Regions from separate parts of the Homo sapiens genome. Here region 1 is linked to region 2. Evidence: chromatin contacts called from ENCODE Hi-C or POLR2A ChIA-PET data. All regions are on one chromosome and are shown on one strand. Each heading gives the region's core, a stretch centred on a gene start or an enhancer-like site at or near the end of the contact. The rest is flanking DNA. Distances are from core to core; before and after follow the strand shown. Region 1 holds the start of PPP1R35 (protein phosphatase 1 regulatory subunit 35). Region 2 holds the start of TFR2 (transferrin receptor 2).

The links. Hi-C counts contacts between places; a loop is a spot of excess contacts on that map. ChIA-PET counts read pairs that join two places held with the same protein, here RNA polymerase II (POLR2A). Pooled maps may share reads with other maps.
Region 1: a pooled map shows a loop between it and region 2 (2.9-fold over the local background). The contact joins the promoter of PPP1R35 here to the promoter of TFR2 in region 2. A Hi-C loop is called at or near these places in 2 of 50 pooled maps. POLR2A ChIA-PET finds 5 or more read pairs at or near these places in 14 of 52 experiments (A549, CD4-positive, alpha-beta T cell, Caco-2 and 9 more).

Annotation. Positions count from the first base shown.
Region 1 is chr7:100,434,284-100,439,583 of GRCh38, reverse strand. PPP1R35 (protein phosphatase 1 regulatory subunit 35) reads left to right here and starts at 3,087. Exons shown (of 4, transcript NM_145030.4): 1 at 3,087-3,443; 2 at 3,520-3,736; 3 at 3,817-3,953; 4 at 4,051-4,302. The coding sequence starts at 3,210. The coding sequence ends at 4,224. PPP1R35-AS1 (PPP1R35 antisense RNA 1) reads right to left here and starts at 2,916. Exons shown (of 3, transcript NR_187540.1): 1 at 2,424-2,916; 2 at 1,082-1,203. RefSeq lists enhancers at 1,994-2,496, 2,648-2,827, 2,497-3,000 and a silencer at 3,288-3,767.
Region 2 is chr7:100,638,354-100,644,245 of GRCh38, reverse strand. It overlaps TFR2 (transferrin receptor 2), which reads left to right and starts at 2,694. Exons shown (of 18, transcript NM_003227.4): 1 at 2,694-2,769; 2 at 3,018-3,270; 3 at 3,374-3,560. The coding sequence starts at 2,737. It overlaps ACTL6B (actin like 6B), which reads left to right. Exons shown (of 14, transcript NM_016188.5): 14 at 920-1,149. The coding sequence ends at 1,000.

The sequences.
Region 1 (5,300 bases), core at 1,838-4,337, 210 kb after region 2:
CCCCAACTTTTTTTTTTCTTGTGACAGGGTCTCACTCTGTCATCCAGGCTGGAGTGCAGTGGCGAGATCCTGGCTCACTGCAACCGCCGCCTCCTGGGTTCAAGTGATTCTCATGCCTCAGCCTCCTGAGTAGCTGGGACTATGGGACTACAGGCACGTGCTACCATGCCTGGCTAATTTTTTGTACTTTTTAGTAGAGACGAGGTTTTGCCATGTTGCCCAGGCTGGTCTTGAACTCCTGAGCTCAGGCAACTTGCCTGCCTCGGCTTCCTAAAGTGCTGGGATTACAGGCTTGAGCCACTGTGCTCAGTCTTGATACTTTTCAATTTAAGGTAAAATACAGCATGATTTATTAGTTTTTTTTGTTTGTTTGTTTTTTGTTTTTTGAGACAGAGAGTCTAGCTCTGTCACCCAGGCTGGAGTGCAGTGGCACAATCTTGGCTCACTGCAACCTCCACCTCCTGAGTTCCAGTGACTGGCCTACTCAGTCTCCCAAGTAGTTGGGACTACAGGCACCTGTCACCACACCCGGCTAATTTTTTTGTATTTGTATTTTATTTTACTATTACTTTTTGAGGCAGAGTCTTGCTCTGTTACACAGGCTGGAGTCCAGTTGCACGATCTCAGCTCACTGCAACATACGCCTCCTGGGTTCAAGCGATTCTTGTGCCTCAGCTTCCCAAGTAGCTGGGATTACAGGTGTGCACCACCACGCCTGGCTAATTTTTATATTTTTAGTAGAAACGGGGTTTCACCATGCTGGCCAGGCTGGTCTCGAACTCCTGACCTCAAGTGATCCACCCACCCGGGCTTCCCAAAGTGCTGGGATTACAGGTGTAAGCCACTGTGCCTGGCCTGATTTTTTAAAACCTTTTAATATAATCATATAAAATGCATACATTTCCAAAGTCAAATATACAAAACAAAGTATATTTGGAGGAATAAGACTGTTTGTCTTTCATTCTATTCTCTCCCTCCTATGTCGCTATTAAAAATTTTTAATTTATACTCCCAGTTTAAAAATTTATATTTGTACCTCGCTATTTCTTTTCACAATTGAACAATGAGATAATAGACATACTTGCTTGTTCTTAACTTTAGCAGGAAAGCCTCTAGTGTTCCACCATTGAGATCTTCCTTTAAAATCCTTTTTGTAAAATTTGGGCTGTGCTATCCATTCTATCTGATGTTCCACAGCACTTCCTGGAAAGATAAAATGAACAATGTGGAAACTCATAATGAAAAGTGGTACACAAACGTGCCTGTTGACTGAGCATCAATCAATTCCAGGAAAGCTTCAAGATTCCTGAACCTTTTTGAAGCAGTTTGGAGAATTAAAAAAAAAAAAAAAAAAAGAGTAAGAAAGGATTCCTGAACCCACTTCCACTTACATTCTACACAAAAAATGAAAGGAGACTTGCAGAATTGAGGGGACCTGCCCCAAGTAACCTAAGGAGCAGGTGGGAGCTCTCATTTCCTTTTCTGCAGTTCAGGGGTCTTCTGCTATGTGGAAAAGCTCAGGGCCCAGGATAAGTCCACTGACATTAAAAATTAAAAAAACTGAATTCAAGGCTGGGTGCAGTGGCTACTGCCTGTAATCATAGCACTTTGGGAGGCCAAGGCAGCTGAACCACTTGAGGTCAGGAGTTCGAGGCCAACACGGTGAAACCCTGTCTCTACTAAAAATACAAAAAAAATTAGCCGGGTGTGGTGGTAGGCGCCTGTAATCCCACCTACTTGGGAGGCTAAGGTGGGAGAATTGCTTGAACACTGGAGGCAGACGTTGCAGTGAGCTGAGATTGTGCCACAGTCTCCAGCCTGGGCACCAGAGCGAGACTCCGTCTCAAAAAACAAAATAAAACATTGAACCCACAATACAGAGTTTTTTGTTTGTTTCTGAGACAGGGTCTTGCTCTGTCGCCCAGGCTAGAGCGCAGTGGTATGATCAGAGCTCATTGCAGCCTGGAACTCCTGGACTCAAGTGATCCTCCCGCCTCAGCCTTCCCAGTAGCTGGGACTACAGGTGAGCACCACCACCACGCCCGGCTAAAATTAAATTCTTTTGGTAGAGATTGGGAATGGTGGTGTGGAGTCTCGGTATGTTGCCCATGCTTGTCTCCAGCTCAGGGTTTCAAGACATCTTCCCGCCTTGGCCTCCCAGAGTTGGAATTGCAGGTATGCGCTACCGCACCCGTGCCAGATATCTACTTTTTATACAAATTAATATTTCAGGGAACTCTCGAAGGTAAAAGTAGTCACAAAAAGCTGCAAGAGTTGCTGTGTCCCAGAAGGGAGTCCGGGATGGGGTCGGCGACCCTCGCCCGCACTCATACAGGCCAACTCCGGTCCGAGTTTGGAGGCAACGGAACACCGGAAATGCTGTGCAGGTCTGAGTGGGAGGTCAGGGCACACTGGACCGTTACCTTAAAGCTGCCCCATTTATGGCCAGGTGCGGTGGCTCATGCCTGTAATCCCAGCACTTTGGGAGGCCGAGGTGGGCGGATCACGAGGTCAGGAGTTCGAGACCAGCCTGACCAACATGGTGAAACCGTCTCTACTAAAAATACAAAAATTAGCCGGGCGTGATGGCGCGCGCCTGTAATCCCAGCTACTCAGGAGGCTGAGGCAGGAGAATCTCTTGAACCTGGGAGGCGGAGGTTGCAGTGAGCCGAAATCGCGCCCCTGCACTCCAGCCTGGGCTACAGAGAGAGGCTCAGTCTCAAAAAAAAAAAAAAATGCTGCCCCATTTGGCGCCCCAGAATGAGGACTGACACACTGGGCAATGGGCATCGCAGCGCTAGCAGGACTAAGATTCCTCTGGGTAACTCAGCCATAGCAGAGTTTTCAAGAGGAGGAGTGGCCCTGATGAGGACCCGTAGGGCTTCAACCGACCCCAGCTCAAAAACACTTCGGCTTGGGGGCGGTGCCAAGGCTGTGAGTGCTTCCAACACTTCGGCTTGGGGGCGGTGCCAAGGCTGTGAGTGCGGAAGCCTGCCGGAAACCTGGGGACGGAGCGAGGGAAATGACGCCTGGGAGCGACAACAGGGTGGGTGGGGCTGCTGACTCCGCCCCCGAAGGAAAGGGTTAACGGTTTCCGGTAGCGGCGTCTAGGAGGGGCGGGGGAAAGGAGGCGGCAGCCAGGCTGTGTCCCCTGACCGTTGGAGCGTCTGCGACCCCCGCATCCCCGCACCCTCAAGGCACCTCCAAAGATGATGATGGGTTGTGGGGAGTCAGAGCTGAAGTCGGCGGACGGGGAAGAAGCCGCGGCGGTCCCGGGGCCACCCCCGGAGCCCCAAGTCCCGCAACTCCGAGCCCCAGTGCCCGAGCCCGGCCTGGACTTGAGCCTGAGCCCGCGGCCCGACAGCCCTCAGCCGCGGCACGGCAGCCCCGGGCGGCGGAAGGGGCGGGCGGAGCGGCGGGGCGCGGCTCGGCAGCGGCGGCAGGTGAGCGGGGGAGGCTGGCCCCCGGCCCGCGACGGCCTCGCGCCCACCTGGTCACTGCCCTGCCCTCTGCTCCCAGGTCCGCTTCCGCCTGACGCCGCCCTCCCCGGTGCGGTCCGAGCCGCAGCCTGCGGTGCCGCAGGAGCTGGAGATGCCCGTGCTGAAGAGCAGCCTGGCCTTGGGCCTGGAGCTGCGGGCCGCAGCCGGGAGCCACTTTGATGCTGCGAAGGCCGTGGAGGAACAGCTGAGAAAGTCGTTCCAGATCCGCTGCGGCCTGGAGGAGAGCGTGTCCGAGGGTGAGGGGGGCGGGCGGCCGGCCGCGTGCGGGAGTCGGGGTGAGGCGCGCCACTCACCTCCGTCCCCGCTGCGCTCTCAGGGCTGAACGTGCCGCGCTCCAAGCGGCTCTTCCGGGACCTGGTGAGCCTGCAGGTGCCGGAGGAACAGGTTCTGAATGCCGCGCTCAGGGAGAAATTGGCTCTCCTGCCGCCACAGGCTCGAGCCCCGCACCCAAAGGTGATGGGGTCTGGGCGTGGGGCTTCCTCCATGTACCCCCTTACCCGGATCCTTCCTCCCAAAGTGTAACCTTGCTTTGGGCCCAACCTCCCAACAGGAGCCACCTGGGCCTGGGCCAGACATGACCATCTTGTGTGACCCAGAAACGCTATTTTATGAATCTCCACACCTGACCCTGGACGGTCTGCCCCCTCTCCGACTTCAACTCCGGCCCCGCCCTTCAGAGGACACCTTCCTCATGCACCGGACACTGAGGCGATGGGAAGCGTAGACCCCAAAGATCCCTGGAGGGCTAGTTCGTATTTTTGTGTTAAACTATTTGTTAGAATAAAGTAATTTTGCTAATAAATGGGACTCTTCTTGGAGGCCTAAAATGGGGTTAAAAGCTCTCTAGGGGGTTATCCACTTAGCCTCAGGTTGGAAGCTGCCTGGAAGTCGGGTTTGGGGGCCTTTTTGGAACTTGGTAGAGTCATGGCAAGTGGAAAACACTGTCCACGTTAGAGGTTTACTTAGATACCCCTCCGTTCACAACCTTACCTGCCTCTCCCTGACTTCAGCCACAGCTACTGCCTGTTTTTGATCAGGTAGCGATTGTTCTCTGCATCACTTATTCTGATCTCTCAAAATGCAGAGCCCAGCCTATCACACTTCACGAAAACCTTCCATGATTACCTGTCTCAAGGAGCTTGCAAGCCAGCTGTCTGCACTGAGTTACTGAAATTATCTCCTTGCTTTTTACCTTTAAGAGCCTTGCCCATCCTGTTTACACCTGACCTGAATACTCAGTATGTTCGAAGTTCCAGTAACACCTAACAAGCCCCCGAAGAGCTTCATGTTGTTAATTGCCTGTAAGTCTGATTCCACAGCACAAAAAAGGTGCTGGCCCGTCCCTGGGCATTTGATCCAAAGCACTTTTGCCTACCTCCACCGTCAACTCTTTCCAAGTTAGCCTTCTGGCCAGGTGCAGTGGCTCGCGCCTGTAATCCCAGCACTTTAGAAGGCCGAGGCGGGTGGATCACCTGAGGTCAGGAGTTTGAAACCAGCCTGGCCAACATGGCGAAACCCCCGTGTCTACTAAAAATACAAAAAATTAGCTGGGCATGGTGGCGCGTGCCTGTAATCCCAGCTACTTGGGAGGGTGAGGCAGGAGAATCACTTGAACCTGGGAGGCGGATATTGCGGTAAGCCGAGATCACACCACTGTACTCCAGCCTGACGACAGAACAAATCTCCATCTCAGAAAAACAAAAACCAAAAAGTTAGCCTTCTGCCCAAAACGTCTACGGGGTTTTTCTGGGGAGGGAAGGCAGACTCCAAGTTCCACACCAAAATTTGCATTACACACCT
Region 2 (5,892 bases), core at 1,445-3,944:
GCTGGGCAACATAGTGAGACACCATCTCTACAAAAAATAAAAATTAGGCTGGGCGCGGTGGCTCACGCTTGTAATCCCAGCACTTTGGGAGGCCGAGGCGGGCGGATCATCTGAGGTCAGGAGTTTGAGACCAGCTTGGCCAACATGGCGAAACCCTGTCTCTACTAAAAATACAAAAATTAGCCGGGCGTGTTGGCACGCGCCTGTAATCCCAGCTACCCAGCAGGCTGAAGCAGGAGAATCGCTGGAACCTGGGAGGCGGAGGCTGCAGTGAGCCAAGATCGCACCACTGCATTCCAGCCTGGGCGACAGAGCAAGACTCCATCTCAAAAAAATAAAATAAAAATAAAAATAATTAAAATTAAAATTTTAAAAAAATAGAGAGAAGGGACACTCTGAGATGCTCATTGCAGGAACCCTCAAGGGGCAAGTTGTAATGCCGAAGGCTGCAGATGGGGTGCCACAGTGTTGGAATGGTGAGGTGGAGGGAATATCTTCCTTGGGAAAGAGGGAGACTGGCGGTGTTCCAAAGCCCTGATGGAGTGAGAAGAGGACACCTGGTGGGGAAGGACTGTGTGTGTGTAGGGGGTGTTGAGTGCCAGGTGCAGGTTGCCTGGCCTGGGGCTGTGCGTGCCATCCCCCCAGCTCAGGAACAGGGCCTAGCTCAGGGCAGAGACTGCTGTTCAATAATACTTGTTGAATGAATGAATTATTGATTGAATGATATGAAGAGGATACTCTCCCTCTGAATATGAAAGGGGACAGACCGAGGAGGGGAGGATGAGGTGGGGAGGGGCTTCAGAGGGATGTGAACCCAAGGGGTGGTTGGGGCCTGTTGGAGGATTCCCAGGGGCTGCACCTGCCTGTCCACACCTCCCTCCAAGGCCACCCTGACCCTGATATTACCCCCTCCACCCAGGGCACTTTCCAGCAGATGTGGATCTCCAAGCAGGAATATGAGGAGGGCGGGAAGCAGTGCGTGGAGCGAAAGTGCCCCTGATGGCACTCCTCCCCACACACCTGCTCCCAAGCTCAGATGGAAGTCCCTTAACCCCCATGCCACATTGCCCCCCTCCTCCTTTCCCTCTTGTCCTCATTAATGGTGATGTTTCTGGGTTGAAAGAAGTAAAAATGTTTTAAGAAAAAAAAGTTTGGCCTCCGTGGGGTGGGGAGTGGGCACAGGGGTCTGGAGGGAGGTGAGGGGAGGGAGTCTCACTTCTACACCCATGCCGATCCCACAGTGGGTGCTGGGACACAGCCCCAGGGGCCATGGATTCCTCAGGTTTCCTAGGGGTTGTGACCCAGGGAGGGCCACATGACGAGGACCGGGGGTTGGGGGAGTTGCTGGGGGCTAACAGTTGTGGTGGGAGGTGGGAGGGGCTGCAGGGTGCAGTGGAGGGGCACGGCCTGGGGTGAGTGTGGCAGGAGGTGGGTGGAGCAGGAGGTGAAGCCTGGATGGGCGGAACAGGAGGTGGGGCCTGGTGGGCGGGGCCTCAGCGTAGGCCTTAGGTCTCAGGGGAGCAGCACGCCTGAGCACCCCAGGACCTGCGCTCAGGTGAGATGCGCTATGCCTTCCTTCCTGGGGCTCTTGGTGGTGACAGACATGGGGCGGGGACTAGGGCGCTGGTGCATCCCAGCAGCTCGGAACTTCTCTGGACCTGAGTAGGAGCTGATGTTTCCCAGGGGAAACCCGAAAGGGAAACTTGGTGGGACCCTGAGCCCTCCTCTTCAGAGCTACTTGTCTTGGGGCCCTCGGAAGGGTTTGGGGACCTGCGCCCCCTGCCTGTTTAGCAGTTTATGCCTGTGACATGTTTCTGGGGTGAGGCTAACTGGCCTTTCATCAGCCTCAGAACCCAAAGAGGTAGAAACCCATGTGATCCAAGTCCTTCGGTGACCAAACGGGCCGGTGCCCAGGGAGGACCATGACTTGTCCAGGGTCACCCAGCTCTGCCCACACCTTGGCGGGGACTCTGATCACTCCTCCCCACTGACCCACATATCCCTGACCCCAGGACCCCTATCTGGGAGCTCTCGCTGGTCTCATCTGACCATGTGCTCCCACCTGTGCCCCTCCTTCTCCAGCAGCCAGCAGGAGTCTGAGAACGACCTTTCAAAAGAGACACACATGCACACCACCAGACCAGACCCCCAAGTCACACCACTGTGGTGCCTCCAGCTTAGAATGCCACTGGGGCAAGTGTCAGGACAGGGAGGACAGCTGATATGTCACAGGACCGGGGCACTGGGGGACTCTGAAGGCCAGATGAGGAAGGGGCAGATGTCTTAGGGGTGAATCTTCCACCTGGGCATGGCGGGGCTTAGGAAGGGGTCCCCAGGATCCAGGGAGGGGTAAAAGCAGGAGAGGGGAGGGGGCACCCATGTCTCTGCCCTCCCCCACTATCGGCCCCCTTCCCCCACCCCTGATGGGAACTAGGAGGCCAAAGTCCGCCCCAAGGTCAAAAAATTGATTGTTTTGCAGGGAGGAGGCAGGCGTGGGGCTGTGGAGAGATTGGCAGGGGAGAGCACAGCCCCTTGTGCTCTGGCCTGGACCCGGGGGCCACGTCTGGAAGGCTGGACTGAGGCCAGGACTGTGCCCCCACCCTTGGGGGTGGTGAGGAGCAGCCTTGGTTCAGGCTGCCTGCCAGGACTGATAAGGGGCCCTCCTAGGGCTCCCACAAACGGTTTATCGGTTTATCGCTGGGGGACAGCCTGCAGGCTTCAGGAGGGGACACAAGCATGGAGCGGCTTTGGGGTCTATTCCAGAGAGCGGTAAGACTAGTGGGATTGGGAAGACCCCTTAGGCCTTCTCTCTAAGTCCCTCAGCCCCCTCCCAAGCCCCTGAGGCTGGCCCCTCCTGGACCGTGTCCTGACCTCGCTTCTTCCCACCCCTGCCCCTCCCCCACGCCCCCACCACCATGCTCATTTGACACCCCCAAGTCACTGACCTCATTATTGCCAGATGCCTCCCCACCCCCCAGGCCTCTTGCCCCAATCTCATGCCCACCTCGCCTGCACAGCAACAACTGTCCCCAAGATCCTCTCAGACCGTCTACCAGCGTGTGGAAGGCCCCCGGAAAGGGCACCTGGAGGAGGAAGAGGAAGACGGGGAGGAGGGGGCGGAGACATTGGCCCACTTCTGCCCCATGGAGCTGAGGGGCCCTGAGCCCCTGGGCTCTAGACCCAGGCAGCCAAACCTCATTCCCTGGGCGGCAGCAGGACGGAGGGCTGCCCCCTACCTGGTCCTGACGGCCCTGCTGATCTTCACTGGGGGTGAGAGCCGTCCCCCTCCCCAGAAGTGAAGGGCTTGGGCTGGGGGAGATTTCTGGGGTCCAGAGGTGGGCATAAAGAGAATCCCCATCTTGCCACCCGCCAGCCTTCCTACTGGGCTACGTCGCCTTCCGAGGGTCCTGCCAGGCGTGCGGAGACTCTGTGTTGGTGGTCAGTGAGGATGTCAACTATGAGCCTGACCTGGATTTCCACCAGGGCAGACTCTACTGGAGCGACCTCCAGGCCATGTTCCTGCAGTTCCTGGGGGAGGGGCGCCTGGAGGACACCATCAGGTAGGGATGGCCCTGCCCCATCCTGTTCTCGAGTGTCCCTCCCCTCATCCGCTCAGACTGGGCCTCCCTGCCTCCTGGCCCAGGCCTCTGGTGTCTGGGTCCCCCTCCTGAGTCCTCCCATCTGCCTTCCTGGCCCCCCTGTTCAGCGGTCCTGGGAAGGATGGCAGGCATTCGGAGCTGAGGTTCCAGGGGACTGAGGCTCTGAGGGTGGCATATTTGGGAGGTGAGGGAGCTGACTGTCTGAGATCAGAGGGGTGCAGCATCCAGTATCAGACTGGACAGACCCAGAAAAGCCTTGAATGCCTCACCCAGGCGCCTAGATTTGGAGCAGGGAGCGCTGAGGGGTTCTGAGAAGCCGCATTCTAGGGAATCAGAAAACCAAGCAAGCAAGCCTGGGCAATACGATGAAACCCCGTCTCTACCAAAGAAAACACAAAAATTAGCTGGGGATGATGGCGAGTGCCTGTAGTCCCAGTTACTTGGGAGCTTGACGGGGGAGGATTGCCTGAGCCGGGGAGGCGGAGGTTGCAGTGAGCCGAGATTATGCCACTGCACTCCAGCCTGGGAGACAGAGCGAGACCCTGTTTCAAAAACAAAATAACGGCAGGGTGCGGTGGCTCAGGCCTGTAATCCCAGCACTTTGGGAGGCGGAGGCGGGCAGATCACTAGGTCAGGATATCGAGACCATCTTGGCTAACACGGTGAAACCCCGTCTGTACTAAAAACACAAAATATTAGCCGGGCATGGTGGCGGGCGCCTCTAGTCCCAGCTATTCGGGAGGCTGAGGCAGGAGAATGGCTTGAACCCAGGAGGTGGAGCATGCATTGAGCCGAGATCACGCCACTGCACTTCAGCCTGGGCAACAGAGCGAGACTCCATCTCAAAAAAAAAAAAAAAGAAAAGAAAAAAAGAAAAACAAGTAAGCAAATGCATTTGTGGGTGCAGATCCAAAAGCTAGGTCCACCCATAGCCCTCTTTTGGGACGGGAGTAATTTTTCAGTGGATTCGCCTGGGTTTTCTAAGTAGGTAATCAGCTAAGCTACAGATAGTAGGAGATGGAGATTCTCTTTTCCAATGCTTATACCTTCTACGTTTTTTTTTTTTTCATTTCTCATTGCATTTGAGAGGACATGAATTTAAGGTAACCGTGGCAGTAGGTATCCTTGCCTATTTCCTGACTTTAATAGCAATGCTTTTATAATACTTTGCCATTGACAATGAACTTTGCTGTGCTCCAGACAGCTTTTTAAAATTGAATTAAGGAAGTTTCCTTTCACTCCTAGCTCACTGAGACTTTTATTGATTGATTGATTTTTTGAGACGGAGTCTCCCTCTTATCACCCAGGCTGGAGTGCAGTGGTGCAATCTTGGCTCACTGCAGCCTCCGCCTCCCAGGTTCACGCGATTCTCATGCCTCAGCCTCCTGAGTAGCTGGGATTACAGGTGTGTGCCATCACGCTTGATTAATTTTTGTATTTTTTAGTAGAGACAGGGTTTTGCCATGTTGCCCAGGTTGGTCTCCAACTCGTAAGCTCAAGCGATCTGCCAAAGCGCTTCGGCTTCCCAAAGTGCTGGGATTACAGGCATGAGCCACAGCACCCAGCCTCTTCTTTAATGTTTATATAGTAATTTGTGTTAATAGATTTCCTTATCTTCCTGAGCTCAACGCTAACCTTGATCAAGGTGTATGATTACTCTTTTGATATGTTGCTGGATTCACCTGCTGAAAGACCTTGAGTCTGTGGAATCAACAATGTTCAGGGCTTTATTTTTTTGAGATAGGGCCTCACTGTCACCCAGACAGTGCCGAGATGATAGCTCACTGCAGCCTCCAACTCCTGGACCCAAGTGATCCTCCCACCTTAGCCTTTCAAGTAGCTAGGACTACAGATGTGTGCCACTATGCCCGGCTATTTTTTTTTTTTTTACTTTTTTTGAGACAGAGTTTCACTGTTGCCCAGGCTGGAGTGCAGTGGTGCGATCTCGGCTCATGGCAACCTCCACCTCCCAGGTTCAAGCAATTCTCCTGCCTTAGCCTCCCGAGTAGCTGGGATCACAGGTGCCTGCCACCACACCCAACCAATTTTTTGTATTTTTAGTAGAGACGGGGTTTCACCATGTTGGGCAGACTGGTCTCAAACTCCTGACCTCAGATGATCCACCCACCACGGCCTCCCAAAGTGCAGGGATTACAGGCATGAGCCACCATGCCCAGCCTAATTTTTAATTTTTTTTAGTAGAAACGAGGTCTCCCTATGTTGCCCAGGATGGTCTCAAACTACTGGCCTCAAACAATCCTCCCACCTCAGCCTCCCAAAATGCTGGGATTAT